Regions from separate parts of the Homo sapiens genome. Here region 2 is linked to region 1. Evidence: chromatin loops called from intact Hi-C (ENCODE). Cell type or tissue: PC-9. All regions are shown on one strand. Links, peaks and the distances in the headings refer to the core of each region. The heading gives the core; the rest is flanking DNA. Region 1 overlaps GOSR2 (golgi SNAP receptor complex member 2). Region 2 overlaps NPEPPS (aminopeptidase puromycin sensitive).

The links. Peaks named below come from ENCODE experiments on the same cell type or tissue, not always from the same donor. Only the 100,000 strongest peaks of a DNase experiment are listed, where the experiment ranks them.
Region 2: it touches region 1 in a loop (6-fold over the local background); 7 of 110 quality-filtered maps call a loop at or near these places.

The regions. Positions count from the first base shown.
Region 1 is chr17:46,938,020-46,946,348 of GRCh38, reverse strand. GOSR2 (golgi SNAP receptor complex member 2) reads right to left here. Exons shown (of 6, transcript NM_004287.5): 6 at 4,329-7,750. The coding sequence ends at 7,589. It also overlaps a transcript of LRRC37A2 not described here. Among named protein-coding and RNA genes, the nearest start is that of GOSR2, 19 kb to the right of the region's middle. RefSeq lists an enhancer at 2,557-3,493. In PC-9, for the core only: CTCF peaks have their summits at 3,461, 3,668 (motif pointing left), 5,143 and 5,351 (motif pointing right); DNase peaks (open chromatin) are centred at 1,338, 2,358, 3,638 and 5,357.
Region 2 is chr17:47,611,454-47,619,782 of GRCh38, reverse strand. It overlaps NPEPPS (aminopeptidase puromycin sensitive), which reads right to left. Exons shown (of 23, transcript NM_006310.4): 18 at 7,181-7,323; 19 at 6,058-6,114; 20 at 1,326-1,433; 21 at 619-774; 22 at 1-46. Among named protein-coding and RNA genes, the nearest start is that of KPNB1-DT, 34 kb to the left of the region's middle. RefSeq lists an enhancer at 3,301-3,802. In PC-9, for the core only: CTCF peaks have their summits at 975, 1,176, 3,576 and 3,778 (motif pointing right); DNase peaks (open chromatin) are centred at 3,762 and 7,812; H3K27ac peaks cover 3,670 bases.

The sequences.
Region 1 (8,329 bases), core at 320-8,319:
GCTGGGATTACAGGCATGCGCCACCACTCCTGGCATTTTTCTTTTCTTTTTTTTTTTTTTTTTTTTGGTATTTTTAGTAGAGACAGGGTTTCTCCATGTTGGTCAGGCTGGTCTCGAACTCCTGACCTCAGGAGATCTGCCCACCTCGGCCTCCCAAAGTGCTGGGATTACAGGCATGAGACACCGCGCCCAGCCTACATTTTTAATTTAAATGTGGTTTCCTCCAAGTGAGTGACGACAGAGAATTGATTCCCAGGTGGCCTAAGGAGGTGGCCACAGCTGCTGTTCTGGAATTCAGCCCTGGAGGCCCCGCCTTCCAAGGGTCTCCCAGGGCCCCTGGATTGAGGTAAGAGAGGCTGCCCTTTGCCACAGGGGGAAAAAAGAAATGGTTTCCTGGAAGAAATCACCATGGACACGGAATTTATACCCACTCCATGCACATAGCAACAATAATTTGGACAGCACCCGGCAGCGATCAGGGGTTTATCTCCAGGGTTTTACCTTTTGACATTCACAACCACCTGGTGAGGTCCTGGGGGCAGCAGTGATTATTCTCCCCTCCTATAGAGGTCCCCACTCCCTGAGCTTCTGCCTCAGTCCCTGCACATGCCTGGGGCACAAGAAACTCTTAGAGGAGGCCAGAAGTTGCCAGGAGGTGAGCAGGGCCAAGTGGTCTTGGTTGAAAGAATGTGGATCCTGTTGCTCGGGCTGGAAAGAAGGGAGAACTGCTTCCCTTCTGCATAGCCCACGCCTGTTCCTCTCTGATGAGTTACCACCCAGCAAAGATGCAATTCTGTTTTGAGCTGAATACAGACAGGAAACTGAGGCTGGAGTGATTAAGCCCAAGGTTAGGCTGCTAATAAACAGCAAAGTCAGGATTCTACGCCATGTCTGCCAACCCCATCTCAAACACTATCCCACCACCCCCATCACACTACGTTGCACCTCAAAAGATCATGGGCAGGTCTTCCTAGGACAGTAGGGCTTGTCCACACCCACACCAGCCTGACAGCTTCTCCAGCTCTCAGTAGCATCTCAGCAGCATGAACTCAGGCCTCTGAGCAGCAAGTTTCCCAGCTGGAACACGGAGGACAGTGCGTGGAGGATGTCGTGCAGAAGACAGCACATCAGGCCTCAGAGCCCACAGCAGCCAGGGCTGGTTAGAGCTTCCTCCCTCCCCCAGGCCACTCCTGCCCCTCGACTGCTCCCACATCATCTCCTGTCCTTCACACACCCATCACCTCGCCCTCTCACAGAAAGCTCTTCCTGGTTAATGCCCCCACCACAATGGCCGCACTAAACTATCACCTCTCAACCTCGGTTGTTTCACGAGTAGATCCTGTCTTTCCAGCTGAACAGGAATGATACTCCATTGCACCTGGGATGCACTGACAGCCGTGGTTCTCAATCTCGACCTCACAGGAGACTCCTTAGAAAGTTAAAAATTAAGGCCGGCTGCGGTGGCTTATGCCAGTAATCCCAGCACTTTGGGAGGCCGAGGTGGGTGGATCACCTGAAGTCAGGAGTTCGAGACCAGCCTGCCCAACATGGAGAAACCCCGTTTCTACTAAAAATACAAAAATTAGCCGGGCGTGGTAGTGGGTGCCTGTAATCCTAGCCACTCCGGAGGCTGAAACAGGAGAATCGCTTGAACCCAGGAGGCAGAGGCTGCAGTGAGCCGAGATTGCACCATTGCACCCCAGCCTGGGCAACAGAATGAGAGGAAAAAAAAAAAAAAGAAAATTAAAAATTCTGAAGCCCAGGCCCCACTGTAGACCAGGTAGCTCGGCATCTCTGGGGAGCGAGGCCCAGAATCGGGACTTCCAAACTCTCTGGGGGACTCCAGGAAGCAGCCCAGGCTGAGGGTCACTGCCTCAGACCTCTGGAATCTGCCAAAAGCACTACGTGACTCGGGCCTCATGTCCACCCCAGAAAGGGACGTGGGACAGGTGTTACCCCCATTCTTAGAAAGCTGAGGCTGAGAGGTGTGTGGCCCGTGGTTGCTGCCAGCAGGGCTGGGACTTGAAGCCAGGCTCTGCATCCTGGGCTCAGCGCTCTTACCACAGCCTCCGGCCGCTGTAACCAGTGCAAACTGCGGAGGGCTGCTTGTCTCCAACTCCTTCCCTCTGCCCTGAAACAGCTAACACTGGCACTGGACACATGCCAGGGCTCTGGAAGACGGAATAAAGATGAATGTCCCCTCTTGTACTGTCAGCCACTGTCTTCTGAGGAGGTTGGAATACTTCCCTCCTGGGCCTGGCCCAGCCTCTGCCAGCTCTCCAGGAGCCACCATGTCACAGATGCCTGGAAGGAAGGGCCAGTGGAACCACACTAATGGAATTGCTAAGCCAGGAGTCAGCCTCCGAGAGCCCCCTCTTCCTAGATACCCTGCATTAGTCACGCCTGTCCTAGCCTTTAGCTTATCTAGGGTGACCATCAGACCGAGGGATCGCCAGGATTCAGGACTTTCAGCTTTAAAACCCAGACAAGTTGGTCACTCTACTTCTCTCTCCCCAGTCCTGAGTGACAGTTTCCCTCACGGGGCCCCATGCCTCTCCTCTTTTACTGCAGTCATTGCTGTTGTTGAGGCCCTGTGAGCACATGGCTCGTAGCATCAGTGGCCTTGAACCTTCTGGCTTCCTCCTGGCCTGGCTGCAACAGCTTTGCTGGCCCTGCATGGGGGATGGGCTCAAGTGCTCTCCTGCAGCCGCTTACCCGATGGCGCCTGCGCCTACTACGTGCCCGGGATGCACAAAGGCCCCTGCGGTGAGGAGCAACTCCCATTCCGCAGGAAGCGTGCAGTATGAGGTTGTTTGGAGGGGAGGGGCAGGCTTCTTGGAGGTTTCATGGGATTGTGGGGGTGTTTGTGGCACATCTGAGAGGAAACATCTTGTGCAAAGGTGCAGCTGTACTGAGTGTGTGGCATGTTCTGAGAAGACCAAGCAGTCCAGGGAGGACGGAACACCAGGCAGGGGTGGTGGGGAGGGCTGGGGGCTGCACTGCAGGGGCAGCGAAGAGCTGGCCTGTCACATCAAGGTGCTTTACTCAGCAGAGAGGTGTCAGTTAATGAGGGGCACCCAATGGCCACAAGGGATCTGGCTCCTTCTGATCCAGAGGGAGAATCAGGCTTCCATCCCTGCCCCTAGTTGGTCTCTGCAAGTGGTTCCCACGGTGCGGCCAGGGGAAGTGCATGGGGGACGGGCTAGCCTTGGGTTGATGTTCTTGTATTAGAGCCATCGGCTCCCTACCCCTGGGCATTACAATCGCCTTGGGCAACTCCCAATGCCCCGGCTGCACTCCAGGCCAATTAATAAGAGGGTGAATGGAAGACCCACACATGGGTTTTTAAAGCTCCCGAGGGAATTCCAATGCAGAGCCAAGGTTGGGAACCCTGTACTAGAGGGACATGGGGATGAGGCGGGGAGGGATGGCTCACAGAGGCTCCATGGTGGGGAACTTACCAACAGCACTTGGGGGCCCAGCACCCCTGAACACTCCTCTCCCATGTGCCTTCCATATGAAATGAAAAGGACACAGAAAATGGGGAAGGAATGACACTTTCCTTTCTCAGCTTCTAAGTACAGCAGGCCTAAGGCAGTGTGTTCAGGGCCCACTAGCCACAGATAGGGCTATGCCGCCCCCTAGGGGCAAGGCCTGAGGACAGCTTTCACTTCAGATTCCCTCCCCTTCCAGTTAGGAAATTATTTCCCAACAGGGAACTTGCCCTATACTATCTGAAGGGTCTGCAGCAAACACCTTATAGCTCTATAGTCCATGCCAGCAGGCTGCACCATCTCAGTCCCCTGCACACCTCTCAATCCCCCCAGACCCCAGCAGAGCACCCCACGAGAAGTGTGGGAGATTAAGTGGGCCCATGGTTCCAAGCTGGATGAGGGGCCAGCTCCTCTCGGACTCCTGTGAGGCCTTCACAGTCACCACAGCTCAGCCCCTTGTCTGCATAATGAGGATAAATGATGGAGAACATAAGTGAGAGGGTTTCAGATTGGCAGGGATGGAGCCAGGAAAATCCCTGTCTGACCTCCGTGAGGCCTACAGGCAAGCTGTTTATGAAGGGCCTAGGCTTTCCCTTGAGAAAATGTCACCCCCCGGTTGAGACAGTAACAGATGACGTTTCTTTCTTTGCTTTGGCTACTGGAGCTGAAAGTCAAATTAGGGTTCCCCAAACATTTCTTAGGGTGTTACAACGTTTGAGTTCCTTGTCCTGATGTCGACATTCTACACTGACTTGATTTGTTCTTGTGCCTCACTTCTTTGTATCTGTTTCAGTTATTTCCTCAAAGTCTCCTCAAATCTTTTTTGGACTAAGGTAGGATATAAACAGTAAGAATTTATTTTGGACTTAACAAGTTTTGCTCTTTACACCAATGTGATCATCTTTGAGACAGAAGCTTTCTGTCTAGGAGACAGTGGTTCCAAAATACACACATCAGAATCACCTTAGAGGCCAGGTACAGTGGCTAACACCTGTAACCCTAGAACTTTGGGAGGCCGAAGCAGGCAGATCACTTGAGGCCAGGAGTTTAAGACCAATCTGGTCAACATAGTAAAACCCTGTCTCTACTAAAAAATACAAAAAAAAAAAAAAAATTAGCCAGACATGGTGGCACACACTTGTAGTTCCAGCTACTCAGGAGGCTGAGGTATGAGGATCACCTGAACCCAGGAGGCAGAGGATGCAGTGAGCCAAGATTGCGCCACTGCACTCCAGCCTGGGTGACAGAGCGAGACTGTCTCAAAAATAAAAAATAAAATAAAATCACCTTAGAGATTTAAAAAAGGTTCTAATTCAGATCTGGGGTAGGCCCCAGGAATATGTAATTTTAAAAAGCTTCCCCACTGCTTCTGAAGCAGCCAGCCCAGCCCCTGGCCATGGAGCAGTGTTTGAGAATCTCTGGCCTAGAAACATAAAAAAAGGGGGCCATTAGTTATAAAAATGAATATCGAATTCTTTTACAAAATGTGATTTTCTAAATAAAATAAACCTCAACTTTATTCAGCTGATGTGCTTCCAAAACAATGGGTGTAAATCCAAATTTGCAAATCAAACCCATTCAAATTCATCAGGGCAAAGGGTGTACAGAACTCCGCAGTGAAGTCTAAAAAATCAAGACTCCTCTAACTTACTTGGTCTTGGAGTTTGGCTTTTCTTACAGTGGTCCCCCTGAAGTAAATGTCCATGTAATAAAGAGATCTCAAGTTCCTCTTGATAACCCACCTGTTTTAAATCACAATAGGCACACCAAACTCATGTACAAGGTCACAGAGGCTGGCTACCGGAGTTTCTTGCATCAGCTCGACCTAAGAATTCACCCCCGCCTCCACTAGAGGGTGCTCCTTCCCTGGCCTGGACCCTTCCCTACACTGAGGCGGTGGAGAGAGTCACACTGTTAGGCCAAGGTCTATTTTTCACCAGGCACTGAAAGCAGATGTGTGAAGAGAAGTGGTCATGTGACAACATGCAGTCTCAATGCCCCTGGGTGTCCAGACACACTGGCTGCTGTCCACCAGCCGCAGGTGGTAAAGACCCAAAAACCACCTCTGCAATTTTTATTCCAAACTAGAGGACTGGCTCTGAAGGTGCAGCATGAGGGTTCATCAAAGCCAACCACTGTCAAGTGTGGAAAGCACTGGTGCACACCACGAAAAGATGTCCTATCAGTCCACGCATGATGGGTGCGGGGACTTCTGCCTCCCAGAGTTCAAGAACAAATGGCTCAGCTGCTCCCTGCAGACCTTCCTCCAAAGTGTGCTGTCTGGCAGGATCCTTGGGTGCCTGGGGGACAGGACAGCCTTGCCGTCGCAGTCTCAGAATCCATTTTATGGATTACCAAAAGTCCTGCGCTAGGTCCCTGGCACCGCAGCAGTGCTGTGTGTAATGGAAATGTCAATGTGCCTCCCCAGAGTTAGACAGATCTAGGTCTAAAGATGCTGCAACCCCCCAGTCCACCCTCCAGTCACTGCTTTAACTCTGGCAGGGCCCCAACCCATTTTAGGAGTCACAGATTGCTCCTTCCTTGGAAACCTGGGGCCCATTTGGCCCGGAGGGGTAGGAACAATGGAGATCTCCTCCAACCGAAAGTGTGAAATTAGCATCCAGGAAACTCAGTTAATCTATGACAATTAAGAAAACTTACCAAAGGGGAGCTATGCCACAGAGGTGCCTGAAAGGACCAACATGACTACAGAGCAGCGGGGAGGGGAACAAGAGAGGTGAAGAGGAACACAGAAAGGAAGGGAAATAAGACAGAAGACAGTTCAAGCAACAAGAAACTAACAGAGCAGGTAGGGCAGGACAACCAAAGGTAGGGTTAATACTGAGCCGGTTTCCAGATCTGAAGGATTTTGAGTGTCATTTTATGTCTTGCCATGAAGCTGCTGTGCCCAGGGCTGGTAGGCCTGTGGTAAATGAGAACATACACTAACCAGGTCTTTCTGAGACTTTCAGTGATTCACCACATTAGATGGACTTCAGGACAGATTGGCCTTTATACTAAATTCCACAATATACCTGGTATTAGTACAGCCTGAATCCGGGGCTGGTCACAGAAGGAAAAAGGTTGTAGTCCCTGAAAACAGAGTGTTACAAGGACATACACACTACAGATGTCTCCACGGTGGGATCTGCCCACACTGGCTGGGCAAAATGAGGGCCTGGCTGGCAGGTGCTAATATATTTCAGGGAAGAGAAGGGAACCAAAGAATTAGAGATACTAAAACTAGAGCTGAGACTGTAATTGGAAAATCACAAATCTTTGCCTACAGCTACTTTCTAAGGGGCAAAGGCCCACAAAGCCTGGGCGCAGGTGCCAAGCCACAGTCTCTGAACCTTAAAAGCCAACCACTCTATTAACAACTAGAAAAAATCAGTGACTAGGGTCAAGACTGAACACTCCCGGGAAATAACACTGGCCTCACTTTAGAAAAGAGAAACACCCAGCTGTAGTGTGGAAAATCTTACTTGTTATCGGCAATAGCACTACATCTTGTTTCCCCTAGGTAGCTGCTTCCAGGGAATGGTGACAAGTATTGGCAGTCAGTCATCTACATGTCACTGAGGCACAGGGGAGGGTGGCCAGGAGCACGAGGATGTGAATCGACCTACTATTTAATATAATGGCTGTGAGAAAAGGCCTCTTTCCTTTCCTTTCCACTTTTGCTCCACCCTATCAGGAGCCAGAAAGGCCTGATGGTGACAAGGTGTGAACCGTGTGGACAGTCCTGCACACAGGGCTCACTGTGGACACCTTCCCAGGGCACGCATCAGCTATGTGAACAAAGCCACCAAAGCCATTCTTTCCCTCCCCCAGTGAGAGCGAGAGTGAGAGAGACAGACCCGGGACTTCTTTCATTTCCTAAGCACCGCGCATGGTGGTGGCACTAGCTCCCCCTCCAAGATGTCACAGAAAACAGAGCAGGTTGGAAATTAGACCACAATCACTCCCAAGTGTCTTCACAGTTCAGACAGGCAAACATTTCAAAAGGCGGCCTCTGGGCCCCCCTCTCTCTTTCACACACACACACACTTGCAGGCTGTGGGAATGCTGTTCAGCCACTGAGCGTGGCTGGCTCATGTCAGGTACTGCACCACGAGGAACATGACCACACAGGTCAGCAGCATCCCACCTATCATAAAGTACTTGTCCTGGAAAGCCCGCTTCTCGATGAGCCGCATCACTGTGTTGGACAAGCCCAGCATGTTGGCAATGTCAAGGATCTTCTTCTGAGTCCCCTGGGGCAGAAGAGAACAGAAAAAAAAACAAACATCAAGTCGCTTTACCAAGAGTGGGTGAATGGCATCAGGAGATGGAGCTTTGCCAACAGACATTCTCTTGGTCATGCCCAGAATACACAGAAAGCAATATCAGCCAGAAATAGAGCCACTCTCATGTCGTCGACTGATTTTTGATCAAGGTACCAGAGCAACGCTAAGTGGAAAGAAAAGTCTTTTCCACAAATGGTGCTGGAACGACTGACTATATAATATCACAGGTATGTATTTTATATATATGTATCTCTCTTACAGATATGTGTGTAAAAATTGAACCTCAATTCACATTATACATAAAAATTAATTTGAGATGGTTCATAGAATTAAACATAAAAGCTAAAGCCACAATTAAAGCTTCTAGAAAAAAACACAGGAGAATATCTAAAAACTGCAAACAGGCCAGGCGCAGGGACTCATCCCTGTAATCCCAGCACTCTGGGAGGGGTGGGTGGGAGGATTACTTGAGGCCAGGATTTCGAGATCAGCCTGGGCACGTAGTGAAGACCCCTTCTCTACAAAAAAAAATTAGCCAGGTGTGGT
Region 2 (8,329 bases), core at 96-8,095, 670 kb before region 1:
TAACCTCTCCAGCCATTTTATCAACTGCAAATCCCTCAACTGATAGCTGCAAAACAATGGTTTTAAACAGTAAGTGAAACCAAGAGGCTGAGAACAAACTTCCATTTACCCTAAAAATAAATCATTCTGTTCTCTGCCAACTTCAGTCTGTTATAAAGGATGTGTGATGGGAGATGGAGAAGTCCTTAAATAAAGCCAGTAACTATTTAAGGAAACTTTTTTTTTTTTGAGACGGAGTTTCACACTTGTTGCCCAGGCTGGAGTGCAATGACCTCATCTCGGCTCACCACAACCTCTGCCTCCCAGGTTCAAGCGATTCTCCTGCCTCAGCCTCCCAAGTAGCTGGGATTACAGGCACACACCACCACGCTCAGCTAATTTTTGTATTTTTAGTAGGGACAGGATTTCACCATGTTGGCCAGGATAGTCTCGAACTCCCGACCTCAGGTGATCTGCCCACCTCGGCGTCCCAAAGTGCTGGTATTACAGGCGTGAGCCACTGCACCTGGCCACAGGAAACATTTAAAGAGCAAAGACCACAATGTATGGGTGTAGTGAATCATGGATGTCACTAAATAATATCCATGATTAGCAAGCTACTCAAAGTTTTTCACATACCTTTATTAGTCTGGATATTAAGAATCCTCCCTGGTATCGGTTATAAAGTTCTTCCCAGTTGTCCTTTATGAATTTCCAAGCAGCTTTCCTACCATGCTTGCTGCCTCCAGCTACTCCACCAATTACCGATACAGTGTCCTGTGGACGTACCTCTTCCTAAAAAAAGAAAGAGAGCTAAAAGTCTAGTGTATCAAAAACATATTCTGGTACCAGAAAGTGCACCATACTGTGACACTGAAGTAATCACACTGAAGACACTTATTCCTTGTTTTAGGAATAACTGGAACCAGAAGTTCTCAGCAAAGAAGATAATGTTTAAGCTAAAGATAACCAAAATGAGAATGAGGTACTGAGACAGGTTCAGACAGACAGACTGCTCAACAGATACTTGCTTAGGAGCCTATAGGTTTAAGAAAGGAAGAGACACAAAGTAAGCAAAGGCATAAGCCAGTTTCCCAGTTTTCAAGAGTCCCTGTCCTCATAGTTTCCATTCTGGAGAGACAATTTGTTTACTCTCCCAACTATTCTGATTCTCGCCACTAGTGGGAGAAAAACAGAAGTCAGTAACAAAAACTCAAGCCAGTTACTCTGGAAAAGGAAGCTTTAGTTAGGGTTAAGGCAGCTCAAGAGGATCAGAGCTGAATCAGAGACACTTCTCAGAGATGGGTAACGATTCACTTCTAAATGCAGTTTTCACCGTAACTTACTGAAAGTGCAAACGTGAGGACTTTTTGAATCAGGTCAGGCAAAAGAGTAGCGCCAAGGACTCTTTCGATTCGGTTTTTCTCTTCTTGCATATCTGCTTGTTTATGAAGCTACAGGAAAAAAGATAAAGATAGGAATAGTTAACTCTCCCTTGGATGTTCTGCATATGATTATATGAGCTTCTTCCCCAGTAAGGTAAAACTTAGGTTCTATATTCTCACTAGGTAAGAATGGCAGGGCATTATATTAAAGAAAGAGAATACTTTTCAAGATGCTTTGGGCCAGGTGCGGTGGTTCACACCTGTAATCCCAGCACTTTGGGAGGCCGAGGCGGGTGGATCACCTGAGGTCAAGAGTTCGAGATCAGCCTGGCCAACATGGTGAAACCCTGTTTCTACTAAAAATACAAAAAAAAAAAATTAGCCGGGCGTGGTGGTGCCCACCTGTAATCCCAGCTACTTGGGAGGCCGAGGCGGGAGAATCGCTTGAACCTGGGAGGTTGCAGTGAGCTGAGATCGTGCCACTGCACTCCAGTTTGGGCAAGAGAGCGAGACTCTGTCTCAAAAATAAAAGAAAAAAAAAATGATGCTTTGGCACTAAATTTGTCATCTGCTGTTACAGTAAGTAAATCACTAGATGTAAATGCTACCAGATGAACAGCCTGTCATTAGTTCAGACCAGTTTAACATCAAGATCTAAGAGGTAAAATCTATCATAGCCAAATTCTTTACATCATTGATATCTGGCTAATGTTCTGTTTTAGAAGAACAAACTAATCATTAGTGTTCTTATACCAGATCATCAAATTAATTTATAATAGTGAAAAATTGAAAATGAATACTGTACTTATAAAAATGCATTATTGAAAGTTATATTTTAAGAATATATCATAAACATGTTCTTATATTTAAGTGAAGAAAGCAGACAAAGCAGAATTATCCTAAAAAATATATATATATATATGGCTGGGCACAGTGGTTCACGCCTGTAATCCTAGCACTTTGGAAGGCTGAGGTGGAGGTTGCAGTGAGCCCATATCGTACCACTGCACTCCAGTCTGGACAACAGAGCAAGACTGTGTTTCCAAAAAAAGGGGGTGGGGGAGAACCCCTGGAAATACATCAAAATGGTAGTATTAATTAATGATGGTTTCTGATCAGTGGGATTATGCATCTTCACACTTTTTAACTGCAAAAGCAGCACATACTGAATGCAGAATATCTGAAAGACAGAGAAGCATAAAGAAAAAAATAAAATTACTACTATATGTACATTAACAAATCTGGAAAGAGAGCATGTTATACATGCTGTTTTTGCTACCTGCTTTCTAAACTATAGGTAAGTTTTATTTTCCTCTTTATACTTTTCTAGTCTCTAAATCTTCCATAGTATATATGTATATAAAATCTTTTCATAGAAACAAAATGTTGTAATTCTTAAAAATTAGAACTATAAATGTATAAGAGCTATGTCTCCAAGACAATTTAGACTCTTTTGATCTTTTCTACCCCTTAAGATTTAACACTGACCAGAGTGTCTGGAGACCTCATCAAAGCTCTCAGTTTCCTCTTCCTTTCGACACTTTTTTTTTTTTCAATAAACAATTTTAATTTATAAGAAGTAGAGATGGGGTCTCGCTGTGTTGACCAGGCTGGTCTCTTTTTTTTTTTTTTTTGAGATGGAGTCTCGCTCTGTTGCCCATGCTGGAGTGCAATGGTGTTACCTCAGCTCACTACAACCACGCCTAGCTAATTTTTCTTTTCTTTTTTTTTTTTTGAGACGGAGTCTTACTCTGTCACCCAGGCTGGAGTGCAATGGCACAATATCGGCTCACCACAACCTCCACCTCCCAGGTTCAAGCAATGCTCCTGCCTCAGCCTCCTGAGTAGCTGGGACTACAGGCGCCCGCCACCACACCCGGCGAATTTTTGTATATTTAGTAGAGACAGGGTTTCACCATTTGGGCCAGGCTGGTCTTGAACTCCTGACCTTGTGATCCACACCCGCCTCGGCCTCCCAAAGTGCTGGGATTGCAGGCGTGAGCCACCGCGCCTGGCCTAATTTTTCTATTTTTAGTAGAGCCGGAGTTTCTCCATGTTGCCCAGGCTGGTCTTGAACTCCTGGCCTCAAGTGATCCTCCCATCCAAAGTGCTGGGATTACAGGCATGAACCACCACGCCTGGCCCCTTTGGACTCTAAGCAGCAGTGCAGTAAAATAGACAGGACCTTGGGAGATCTGGGTTCTAGTCCCAGTTTTGCCTCTAACTAGCTGTGTGATCTTGACTAAGTCCTTCATCCCTCTGGGTCTCAGTTTCCCCATGTGTAAAATGAGATGGGTGGACAGATAATTTCTAAGGCCCTTTTCAGCTCCAATATTCAAGGTCTGAACCTCTGGCTTTCAGGAAGCGTTTTCCTCCATAGAGAACTGTTATTCTAGTCCACTAGATGGCACTCTAACACCACATTTCAAATATACTATGAATTAATGTTTTTTAACTCTGCCACATTATTCCTAAATTACCATCATAAGACAACCCTCCTCATCTCTTACCAAGTGGCTTCTTGAAGAACCATGATTCGGCCTTCATTAGAGCTATTTCCATAGTGAAGCTGATTATCGTGAACTCTCTTGTGTTAAATAAATGCAAACTCTGAATAAATACACATACTTGTGGAAAATCTTAAAAGTGCCATGACATGAAAATATCAATGTATCTGCCATGAAATTTACAGAACCCCTATTTTTTTCCATATCATCATGGAATAGATGGAAAAAAATCAAATATCCCATTTCATACATATCATTTATAGTATACAGGTTCACAGAATATTAAGACTGAGAAGGGACCTTAATGTTCAGGTGGAAAGTAAACCCAAATTTAACTTTTTTTAGGGTCTTTTTTAAGATAGGGTCTTGCTCTGTCACGCAGGCTGGAGTGCAGTGGCACAATCATAGCTCCCTGCAGCCTTGAACTCCTGGGCTCAAGCGCTCCTCCTGCCTCAGCCTCCTGAGAAGCTGGAAATATAGGTGCATGCCACCGTGCCCAGCTCTCCCAAATATAACTTTTATATTCTTAGAAAGCAGGCCAGACATGGTGGCTCATGCCTATAATCCCAGCACTTTGGGAGGCCGAGTCGGGTGGATCACAAGGTCAGGAGTTCGAGGCCTGCCTGGCCAATATGGTAAAACCCCGTCTCTACTGAAAATACAAAAATTAGCTGGGTGTGGTGGCGGGTGCCTGTAGTCCCAGCTACTTGGGAGGCTGAGGCAGGAGAATCACGTGAACCCGGGAGGCAGAGGTTGCAGTGAGCCAAGATCGTGCCACTACACTCCAGCCTGGTGACAGAGTGAGACTCCGTCTCAAAAAAAAAAAAAAAAAAAAAAAGAAAGAAAGTAAACCTATTACAACATGGGTAAAGCAGTACATTTTGAGGTACAGTTTCTTAAAGTTTTTATTTTCAGACATCCTAATCATTTTTCAGAGGATTTGTTTAAAACCAAAATATCAGAATTTAGATCTGCAATTATGATCATTAGAGCTATTTCTACAGTGAAGCTGATTATCATGAACTCCCTGTAAGTCAGAAGAGTGTTGTTAATCCATGAAAGGTAGAGACAGTAAAGCACATTCCACTCCTGTCCTAAGCGTGGATCTTTTAACAAATGGGTTTTTAGGCACATTTTGCACATTTTATTTAATGATTAAAAAGTAGATTCGGCTACCTCCACCTCTAATGTAGCCAGTGCACTCAAGCCATTTCTTTATAGACCGGAACTGTATGAATAGGGACTGGAGATAGCATTTGCTTCACAGTACTACTATTGATTCAAAGTTGCAAACACTGCTGCCATTATGAGGACATGGAAAGTTTTATCTATATTTTGTCTAAGTCAGAGCTTAATTATATGCCAATTACTCTGGGAAAACTAGAGAGGCTATGAAGGCAGGTGAATTAATTTCCTGTCTATTAATAAAGGACCCTGCCATAGCTCAAATGCTTGAGACACTTGATCATCATCTGTCTATCCCTTTTCTAAGCACAAAAACAAACCTAAGCACAGAACCTAAGCACAGAAACAAACGTTTTGCTTAAAATGGGCAGAACCCCAAGTAAGTTTACACTGAAGATAAAATTTAAAGAAAGTGACTTGTTAATCAAAACGAACATTTATTTCAGTGTTAAAATTTCAGCTGGGCACAGTAGCTCATGCCTGTAATCCCAGCACTTTGGGAGGCTGAGGTGGGTGTATCACTTGACCCCAGGAATTTGAGACCAGCCTGGGCATGGTGAAACCTTCTCTCTACAAAAAACACAAAAATTAGCTGGATGCGGTTATCACACTCCTATAATTCCAGCTACTTGGAAGGCTGACGCAGGAGGATCACTTGAGCCTGGGAGGTTGATGCTGCAGTGATCCATGATTATGTCACTTTAGCCTGGGTGACAGAGTGAGACCTTGTCTCAAAAAAAAAAAAAATAATAATAAGATTTCAGATGCAAAAAGTGAGTAAAAAAGGCGGGGAAAAGTAAGATGTCTTTGGCATCATACTGATAATACTGATATAACATATATGGATAGACATAATTCTCTCACAGTTTTAAAATACTTGCATGTCTACAATATGCATCTTTCTTTTCTAGGACTGTCTTTTTTTTTAACCATTTAGAGGTTTACTGTGTGTCTATCCAAGTTCAAAAGCAGGAAATGGGAGCCTTCTCAAATATACTTACTTTTAACATAATATCTAAAGTAGTGCCATCACCATGCTTCAAAACAGTCAGATAGACCTACAAGGGACAAAAAATAAGTCATTTGATTAAATGTACCTTGTTTCAAGTATTCTAATACTAAGAAAAGACAGAAAGCAAGTAAACAATATTGTAAATGTTGGCCGGCTGCGGTGACTCACGCCTGTAATCCCTGCACTTTGGGAGGCCGAGGCAGGCGGATCACCTGAGGTCAGCAGTTCCAGGCCAGCCTGGTCAACATGGTGAAACCCTGTCTCTACTAAAAATACAAAAATTAGCTGGGCGTGGTAGCAGGTGCCTGTAATCCCAGCTACTCAGGAGGCTGAGGCACGGAGAACTGCTTGAACCCAGGAGGTGAAGGCTACAGTGAGCCGAGATCACACCACTGCACTCCAGCCTGGGTAACAGAGTGAGACTCCGTCTCAGAAAAAAAAAAAAAAAAAAAAAAAAGTAAATATTATAAATGTGAATATTACAAACTGTAGTTAAGGAGCTAGCAGTGCCTGTGAGCAACCACAAAGGTAAATGGCATGTTGTACCAGCAGAGCACAGCAGCTTTCAGGGGAATGTGCACAGCTAATCACCTTTCAGCACTGCAACACTGACTGAGAAACTTTAAACAAATAAGAAGAGGACTATAAACCACTTAAATAGTATATATTAAAATAGAGTTAGACGTGGTTTGTGGGTCAGTTCTTAGGTCAGTTTTGGCTATTAAAAAATGTTCCAGGCTTTTTAAAAAAAGTTACAGGCATGGTAGCTCACACCTGTAATCCCAGCGCTTTGGGAGGCCAAGGCAGGTGGATTACCTGAGGTCAGGAGTTCGAGACGAGCCTGGCCAACATGGCGAAACCTCGTCTCTACTGAAAATACAAAAATTAGCTGGGCGTGGTGGCGGCGCCTGTAATATCAGCTAGCCAGGAGGCTGAGGCAGGAGAATCACTGGAACTCGGGGGACAGAGGCTGCAGTGAGCCGAGATCATGCCACTGCACTCCAGCCTGGGCGACAGAGCAAGACTCTGTCTCAAAAAAAAAAAAAAAAAAGTTCCATGCTTCACAAAATGATGTTACCTATAAGTCAAGGGAATTTATGATGAAAACCTACAGGACTCCTCAGATCAGCGGAGAGAATCTGTTTTCCTTCCACGTGGTCCTTAAACCGACGACGGGCTTCTTCTAACGTTGCCTTATGTCCTGCTTTTCCTAGTTTTCCCAGAACCAAGCCCCTCAGGAGTGCATCGAGATGACCTGATTTGAGAAGTAAAAGAGACATAAGACTACTTAAAAAGCCTATTTTTATAAGTTTGCCATTTGGATATCTTATAATTGTGCTATACCAATTCTATGGTCTTGAACAAACACACTCAATTAACTTAATACCTGAGAGAATACTCGTTTTACATTTATCAAATCATAAGAGTGATATGCTAAACAGACTAGACAAGCAAATAAAGTTGCTGACTTTATCTACAGTCACGAATGCAAACTATCTGAGTTTACTAAATGTTTACTCAGTCTAGTTAACTACTCTGCTAAGGATTATGTGTGAAAAGGACAGGCTTACATCATGCTGTTTTGACCCAAGGTTCAAAGAAAGATCACATATGGAACTAGTATGCTCTTTGTATAATAAATTGAAATCTTAGATTTTAAAAATCAAAATCTGATGGGTCCATTCCTCCAAGACACACAAATAGCCAATAAGCACATAAAAAGATGTTTAACACATTAGTCATTAGGAAAATGCAAATCAAAACCACAATGAGATACCAATTCATACCCACTATGATGGCTATAATAAAAAAGATAATAGCAAGTGTTAGCAAGGATGTGGACAAATTGGAACCCTCAAACACTGCTGGTGGGAACACAATATGGTGAAGCCACTTAGAAAATCAGTCTGGCAGTCCCTCAAAAGGTTAAACATACAGTTATGGCCAGGCACAGTAGCTCATGCCTATAATCCCAGCACTTTGGGATGCCAAGGCAAGAGGATCGCTTGAGCCCAGGAGTTCAAGACCAACCTGAGCAACACAGCAAGACCCTGTTTCTACAAAAAACTTAATAATTAACCAAGCATGGTAGCATATGTCTGTAGGCCCAGTTACACAGGAGGCTGGGGAGGGAGGATCGCTTGAGCCCAGGAGCTTGAGGCTGCAAGGAGGTTGAAGCTGTAGTGAGCTATGATCACACTACTGTACTCCAGCCTGGGCACAGAGCAAGACCTTGTCTCTTTTTTTTTTTTTTTTGAGAT